2 separate regions of the Homo sapiens genome follow, and region 1 is linked to region 2. A link is an interaction called in ENCODE POLR2A ChIA-PET data of the cell type or tissue named here. Cell type or tissue: endothelial cell of umbilical vein. All regions are shown on one strand. Region 1 overlaps PTPRK (protein tyrosine phosphatase receptor type K). Region 2 overlaps PTPRK (protein tyrosine phosphatase receptor type K).

Region 1 (4,000 bases), 190 kb after region 2:
TGGCTTGGGTTTATTTTTTCAGTTTCTTATAGTTCTTTGGACAAAAAGCCTTAATTTTAATATTGATTTTTTTTTGATTTTTTTTTTTTTTACTTTACAAATAAAAAAGGAATGACTTTGTTAAGAAGCTCTTCCCAGCACTGAGGTTATTTAATTCTATATTTCTTCTAAAAATTTTATGATTTGCCTTTCCAATTTAAATATTTGATGACTTTGGGTTTGATTTTATATACAGCATAAAGTAGGATATTTATGATACTCTTCCTTAGTGCTGGATTCATGCATATACATTTTTTTCTGTGTTTTTTTCTTTGTTTCTCTGTGTTTGTCTTGTATGTGTGTGTCTATGTGTGTGTGTGTGTATGTATATATCCATATATATATATATATATTTTTTTTTCTTCTGAGCTCTGAGCCTTCTATCTGCCTGCTAGAAATTTCCATGTTGATGTACATCACCTTAAACTAATTATATCTAAAATGGAACCAGTTTCTCACACTTTCTTACTCCCCCTACATCTAACTGGCATCTAGATCCTTTAAACATGTCCTTTGAAATGAGTTTTTATCTGATAGTTTTTATTCCTACTACCACCCTATTTCATGCCATGTGACCTGAACCTCAGACCTCCGAAATGTTTCAAGTATACCTCTTGAATTTCTGTTTTCCCCACACAGATCATGTGCAGCTGACACCATATTAGTATTAATTTTTCTAAAGTATAAATTTTGATTCTCTTAATTTTTTTTCTTTTGAGACAAAATATCACTCTGTTGCCCAGGCTGGAATGCAGTGCTGTGGTCATAGCTCACTGCAGTCTCTAACTCCTGAGCTCAAGTGATCCTCCCTGCCTCAGCCTCCCGAGTGGCTGGGACTACAGGCACATGCCACCACACCCGGCTAATTTTTAAATTTTTTTTTTCAGAGATGCTGTCTGCCTATGTTGACCAAGCTAGCCTTGAACTCCTGGCCTCAAGCTACTCTGGCTTCAACCTCCTGAAATGTTGGGGTTACATGCATGAGCCACCATACCTTGCCGATTCTCTCGAATGAAAGTAACATTATTAATTCCTCTTTGTCATAGTAAAGTGGCTGGTCCCTAAGGCTCTCTCTGTTTCTTGTCTAGCCCCAGTTCTGTTTTATAACATCTGTCTTCTAACTTAGTTTCTCTTTAAATTATCTTGCATTTTTGTTTTCACTTATTAGCTCATTCCATTGTATCCATTGCTCCACTAACTGGCAAATAGAAATCCAATCCATTCTATCATTCTTTTGGCATTCATGATTCACTGAGCTATAACCTTCTTGAATGTTTTTGTTGAAATAAAGGTACAGATTCTTATATTTTCCTTTATTCCCTGGTATGGTTAGGCTCTGTGTCACCACCCAATTCTCATCTTGAATCGTAATCCCCATAATCTCCATGTGCCAAGGGCAGAACAGGTGAAGATAACTGAATCATGGGGATGGTTTCCCCCACGCTGTTCTTGTGATAGTGAGTGAGTTCTCAGGAGATCTGATGGTTTTATAAGAGGCTTCCCCCTTCACTCTGTCCTGCCACCCTGTGAAGAAGATATCTGCTTCGCCTTTGCCTTCTGCCATGATTGTAAATTACCCAGTCTCACGTATTTCTTCATAGCTGTGTTAGAACAAACTAATGCATTCCCTATAGCATCCATCATAATAGCTAGCATATAACACATAATTAATAAATACTGAGGGATTGATTAGTAGAAGGATACTGGTCTTATTCTATGAAATTGTATTTGGGTTCTTCTGGGTGAAATTCTTTTAATAACAATTCATTTGTGTAGTTAAAGTTTAAAGGATGCTATTAATTTTATTATGGCAAAAATGAAACATTTGAGTTTTACTTAGAATAATTGACAGAATCTGTATTTTTCTGAAGATCCAATTTTCAACCTGCATGGATAGCCTTTCTTTCCTAAATTACTTGTTTTTTAAATGTTAACTATAAATGTTTCATTTCTATTTGTTTTCTTGATTTCTTTTCTTTTTGTGTGTTTCTTGACTTTCTCAGCCAGAGAAAAGTAATGCTACCATAGCAATAATACATTTAGATTCTAGTAGACTTGTTTTCTTACATTTCTGTTTTATATAAACAAGGCGAGTCATAGTGAAAGTACCTAGACTAACTATTCAAGCCTGATATGTTTATGGACTCTTTGTGGAAAAAAGGAAACTTTAAATCCTCTAAGCTACTAAAGATGTAGAAGGATAATCCAGTATTATTTGGTGATTCATGTAAAGAAGAAAAATAAAAGAAGGAGAAAAATCTGGTTGAAGCCACCTCTATTAGTCAACTTTATTTCAGATATTAATTAGTCTGCACTAAAATGACAGTGATAAGCCAATAAAATGATGACTTTGAAACGGGAATTCTTCAAAAATCTAGTAAAAAGAGTATCGACTCTTTCTTGTCTTCTTTTTCAAACTTACTGTTTAGCTCATCTTTATAGCATTCAAGAAAAGAATACTTGAGTAGAATAAAGAGCTATTTTTATCTTCAGAAAAAAAATTATTTAAGAAATATGGAAGTAACAAAATAGGCATGCCAGAGAACTGCCATTTGCCACTGCTTTTTGAGCAGCACGGTGGTATATGATCCATTTCTTAAACTGCCATGGTGAGTTAGAGTGCCTTGTTTCTCACAAGTTTTGTTTTATTAAAAAAATAGTTTCTTGTCTTCTTCTCTCTTCTAGGTTTTATCAGTTTGTTAACTGTCTTCCTAGCTGGACTAGGGAGCATGTGCTGATTGTATGTGAAAATGAACTCCTTGGGAATTTAGCGTTCTACTGAATTCTCTTGAACAAATAAATCTGGAGATGCTTTTCTTTGTGCAAAGTTGCATTTCTTTAAACAGGTAATCATCGTTATTAAACTTAGCAATTGGTAGAGTTATATATGTTTTAATTTCAAGGGCTTTAATGATTATTTTCTCTAACAACCAGATTTTAGAGACTCATAAGAAGCCACTTGATTTGCACATATCACACACAGAAAGGGTTCTTAGTGAGCCTTTCCATTCAACTACTTTCAAAAAAACTTAAATGTTTTATGCATTTTACAAATAACTTTTTCTCTTAAAGTCCAACCAAAGGGGTGTTTTGTGTATTTTTATCCTTTACATCCATTGAAATTACCTGTTCTGTATGATATAATGAAACATGGGTACTTATTTAAGCTAAAATATAGTTGCTAAAGTTGGGCCTCCCTGATGTTAAATGCTACCCCCTTCAGTAGTGACATTAATTAAAGAAAACTTGTTAATTTGTGAGTTATTCTAAAATACTTTCTCTCATAAAGAAGCTATGTTTCTCCTTCTAACTAGTATACTTAGGTTTTGCTTGGCAAGACTATGTGGAAAGAGGTCTTATGTCACCCCAGCTTAGCAGTGAAGAGCAGAAGGCACTACTGTGCCTCTCTTGGTCTTTTTAGGTAAACCACAGGCAAAATATGGAGCACATTTCAGAATAATGTTAATGCTCCAAAATTGCATAAGTCCTGGGCTCCAAAATTGCATAAGTCGTGGGGCTGTGACACAACCATCTTCCATGATTGTGTTTCAGTCTGACTGCAGTGTTGCTTTTGTCTTCGTAGGGTAAACTCTGTTGTTTCAACAGGTATCTAGACTTCAAATAATTGTTAAATGAGTGTTGTAATTGAAATAATCAGCCCTTGGAACTGCAATCATTATGAAAATTGTATGCTCTTTAAATTCTATGTAAAAATAGATTGTTTTAAAGAAAAAAAATTCATTTTAAAAACAGAAATGTGCTTGAACAACTTATTTTAATGGAATAAAGTTAAGCAACGAATCTTCATTCCACAGCTTTAACAAGTCTTCCAGCTTAAGGTAATCAACTACAGCAGATATTATTTTAAGATATTGAGGTAGCAAAGAGTCCTATCTACTTAGAGAATGTATGATTTATAATAGAATACCATGCACTAATATTGAACAGCATCAACCCATAT
Region 2 (4,000 bases):
CAGGACCATGTAAGGATAACATCTGGACCTGATCTCACATCTCAAGGTCTTAAAGTTGTCACTTCACTTAGGTTTAATATTTTATCTTAAAAATGGTTATTCATCAAATATTCATTAAATGCTAACCATATTTACAACATTCTGCGAGGAACCATAGGGTTACAAAGTATATGACAAATTCCTTAGATATAATATATAATAATCAGAGGTGGAATTTTACAATTATTATTCTCTATTCTCTACTTTACTACTGGACTGGGTTTTAGGACTAGCCCCCATCCCTGCTCTACTTTTCTGCCTTAAGATTTAGGGAAATGTTTTTTCTGATAATCACATTGCTGGAATCTAAGATGGGCTTCCTCATCAAGTTTGCTTTTTTTCTTGAGATTTTGAAAGACACTCTCAGTCTTCAGCTGTATATTGAGCACCTTCACTGTGGCATGCTTTAGGGACTGAGGTCATAGTCCTTTTCATTGTGGACTTTTCATCCTGGACTTTTACAGTCTGGGGTAGATGGATGTGAAACATATACTTGTCAATATGTAATCCTAAGTTTGGAAAGTCCAGAAAAAAATATAGGGGGTTTAGAAGAATGTGTCTTACCCAAGGAGTGCACAGGAATTTTGACATTAGGAAAGCTAGGCAGGAGATACAAGCAAAGAGTCCCACCTGTGTGAAGACATGGAGACTGGAGAGAATGCGGTGCATTGGAGAGAATGCAGTGCATTGCAGCAACTGAGAGAAGCCCACTCACTATGGCTGGGGAAGAGGCGTGAAGGAGAGTCTGGTGAGAGTGGCCAAAGCTTCAGGTAAAAGCCAGAGCATGCAGGACCTTATAACTAACGATGACGACTTAAAGGAAAAGACATGATCAAATTTTCATAAGTATCGCCCTCAGTATAGTGTGAAAAAGGGTTTGGAGGGGCCACGTGGATTTTGGTGAGACCAGTTAGGAGGACATTGTTGCAGTCTAAGTGACTGTAGGGTGAGAGAAGTGTACAGGTAAAGGTATTTTGAAGGTGGGAGTGATGGAGCATGCTAGTAGATTTGTGGGGACTTAGAGAGAGGGAAGGATGAGAGATGCTGCCTGAGTATTTGGTTTGAACTGTAACATTTAAGGAGGATTTTTTTTTTTAGGCTCTTGCCTCCACGAGGATTTAAAAACAAATTTGCATATTACCTTTTCCTTACAGTTCACATAATTCCTTTTTTAGGCAACATGGCTATATATTCTTTTATCTTTTCCCTGAAATTGCGTCTCTTATTAAGATTTAAAGTATATATCTATGTACATATGCATTTGTTTAAAATGTAGTCATTTAAAATTCAGTTCTAAACAACTGGGTCCTTACCCCAGGCACCTTTCTATATTGATTCTCCTTTAACTTCCTTGAGTGATAAGCTTTGCTATTTTTGAAGTTCTTTGCCTATTCACTTTCTCTTCTTTAGACTGTGTATGAATGGATAGATACACACACTCACCCACACAGTTTGTTTTAAATTGCACAGAGTTGATGTATAATAAAATATGAAGAAAGGAAGAAATATTTTTAAAATTCTTATATTTTCTTTAGTGGTTTGTCTTAGAAAATGAACACATACCGGAGAGTTGAGAACTGAGATTTTTGTTTATTTTATTTATTTATTTTTTGTGAGAATAGCAAAGGCTTTACAATGTGACTGCTTACTAATGTCAGAAAAATAGCAATTCAGCTCTTACTTTCTCCCCTATACTTTCAGGGCGTTATGACAGTTTTAATGTGAGTTGTAAAATGTAGGGAGGTATACTCTAATTCTCTTTCACACACATAAATCAAGTTTCAGGCTCTTTTGGAAATGTTTACTAGAAAAAACATCATGGGCAGATTTTAAAATGCTTTTGGATTGCATGACGGCGTGGTGCCACTTCCATTGAAGTGTTGTAATATTTTATTTTCCTTCCCAAAGCGTCAAGATAAATCCTGTAAACATTTTTTCTCCTTTTGTTGTTTTGGTTGTACTATTGTGTTTGGCTCTAGCCTTTTGCCCCCAGGGAAACAAAAGTGTTTTTTTTTAACTGCAGTGCTCCCGCTGAGTACTCCAGCTGTTGGGCAGCAGTTTCAAAGTTGTTCCCTATTTACACACTGCAAGTCTGGCGGATCACAAAGCTTCCTACATCTTATCTGAAACACAATATACTAATTTCAGGGATATATTTAGAAGGAAAATTGTTGTCAAAATTTACTATAATGTAGCTTATTTTATCTTTTAAATTTAAAATCTACTAAATCATTATATCTTTAAAAAATGGTGATGGTGAATGTCAGCATAACACGTAATCTTATCGAAACAATTAAAATTTATCAATTAGCAGGTTCAAGTAACTACACTTTTTTTTTTTTTTTTTTTTTTAAGATACAGGGTCTTGCTACATTACCCAGGCTGGAGTGCGGTGGCTGTTCACAGTTGAGGTCATGGCTCATTGCAGCCTCAAACTCCTGGGCTCAAGCCATCCTCCTGCCTCAGCTGCCCAGGTAGTTGGACCACAGACACCTGTTCTAGTAACTACTGTTTGTCTATATTTAACGTTAACCAATGTGGTAAACCACTAGTGTGTACCAGCACTATGTTAGGCTTTGTTTAGGTTTTGCCCTCTAGGAGCTTCAGTCTGTTTGGAGAAATGGACATGTAGATAAATGTTATAACTCACGTAGAAATGAAGTGCTTAGAGAAGGCAGATGACAGAGTTACTGGCTGTATCTGGAGAAGTTGGATAAAGCATCATAGATGAGGGGACAGTTACCTTTGGAGTTTCCAGATGAAGAGATGGAGGAAAAGTGCCTTGATGACACCAAGTCACCCATTGTGCTTGTTTACCATGTGGTTAAAATAAAGCATTTGCATTTGGTGATTTCTAAACTCTCTTCTAGTTCTATGAATTGACCACAGTATAAGTATAGTTGTTTCTGTGTGTGTGTGTGTGTGTGTGTGTGTGTGTGTGTGTGTGTGTGTGTGTGTGTGTAGGGGGCGGGAGGTACTTTTTTTTTTTTTTTGAGACGGAGTCTCGCTCTTTCACCCAGCTGGAGCGCAGTGGCACGATCTCGGCTCACTGCAAGCTCTGCCTCCCGGGTTCACGCCATTCTCCTGCCTCAGCCTCCCAAGCAGCTGGGACTACAGGCGCCTGCCACCATGCCCAGCTAATTTTTTGTATTTTTAGTAGAGACAGGGTTTCACTGTGTTAGCCAGGATGGTCTTGATCTCCTGACCTCGTGATCAGCCCACCTTGGCCTCCCAAAGTGCTGGGATTGCAGGCGTGAGCCACCGCGCCCAGCCAGTTAGCGGGGGGTACATTGACTGGGCTTGAGATGTTCGTATGTAATAAATTTTTAAAAATTGCAGTTTTAATTTCCAGTTTTTAGTGAATTTTGGTCAATAGAATTTGCTCTTAGGAAAAAGTAAAGGAGGTGAATGCTGGCTTTCTTTTGCAATAGAAACAGCCAACTCACTCATTCATTTAACATATATTGTTGAGTGCCTACCATGTGCCAGATATTGTTAGAGAGCAATAAAAACACATATTCCGGCTTCTAAAATACTTACATTTTGGTGGCACATGGGACACCACACTCTGGATTGGGGGAAAATTTGGGGTATGGGTTGCCACAAAAATGAGCAAACATCAGTGTCTCCTGCCCTTTCCAAAAAGCACAAGGGGGCTATCCAAGAGAAGGGAGAAAGCAGGTCTAGGCTTGGAAAGGATAGGTGGAAAGTGTGGCACTAGCAAGGGGTTTTTGGAAGGCAAGGGTTTCCATATGCAAAGATTGGGAGATGGAGTATTTCAGCTGAAGAGAAAACTTAAGACTATTTTCAGGCCAAACAGTCCAACTTGAAGAGTGGGTTATATTCAATAGAGTAGTAGGAGATGAATTAGATACTGAGCATGAAAATAACAGCTATGAACTTGTCCTCATGCCAGGTGCTGCGGCAAGTGTATTTACTTATTAAATACTTCAAAATCCCG

What was found. ChIA-PET counts read pairs that join two places held together with the same protein. Peaks named below come from ENCODE experiments on the same cell type or tissue, not always from the same donor. Only the 100,000 strongest peaks of a DNase experiment are listed, where the experiment ranks them.
Region 1: POLR2A ChIA-PET joins it to region 2 with 5 read pairs; 2 of 35 experiments call an interaction of 5 or more read pairs at or near these places.

The regions. Positions count from the first base shown.
Region 1 is chr6:128,303,553-128,307,552 of GRCh38, reverse strand. All of the region lies in intron 3 of PTPRK (protein tyrosine phosphatase receptor type K), which reads left to right. Among named protein-coding and RNA genes, the nearest start is that of PTPRK, 220 kb to the left of the region's middle. In endothelial cell of umbilical vein, no CTCF peak of the experiment used is centred here; a DNase peak (open chromatin) is centred at 2,152.
Region 2 is chr6:128,492,593-128,496,592 of GRCh38, reverse strand. All of the region lies in intron 1 of PTPRK (protein tyrosine phosphatase receptor type K), which reads left to right. Among named protein-coding and RNA genes, the nearest start is that of PTPRK, 26 kb to the left of the region's middle. In endothelial cell of umbilical vein, no CTCF peak of the experiment used is centred here; a DNase peak (open chromatin) is centred at 1,972; H3K27ac peaks cover 441 bases.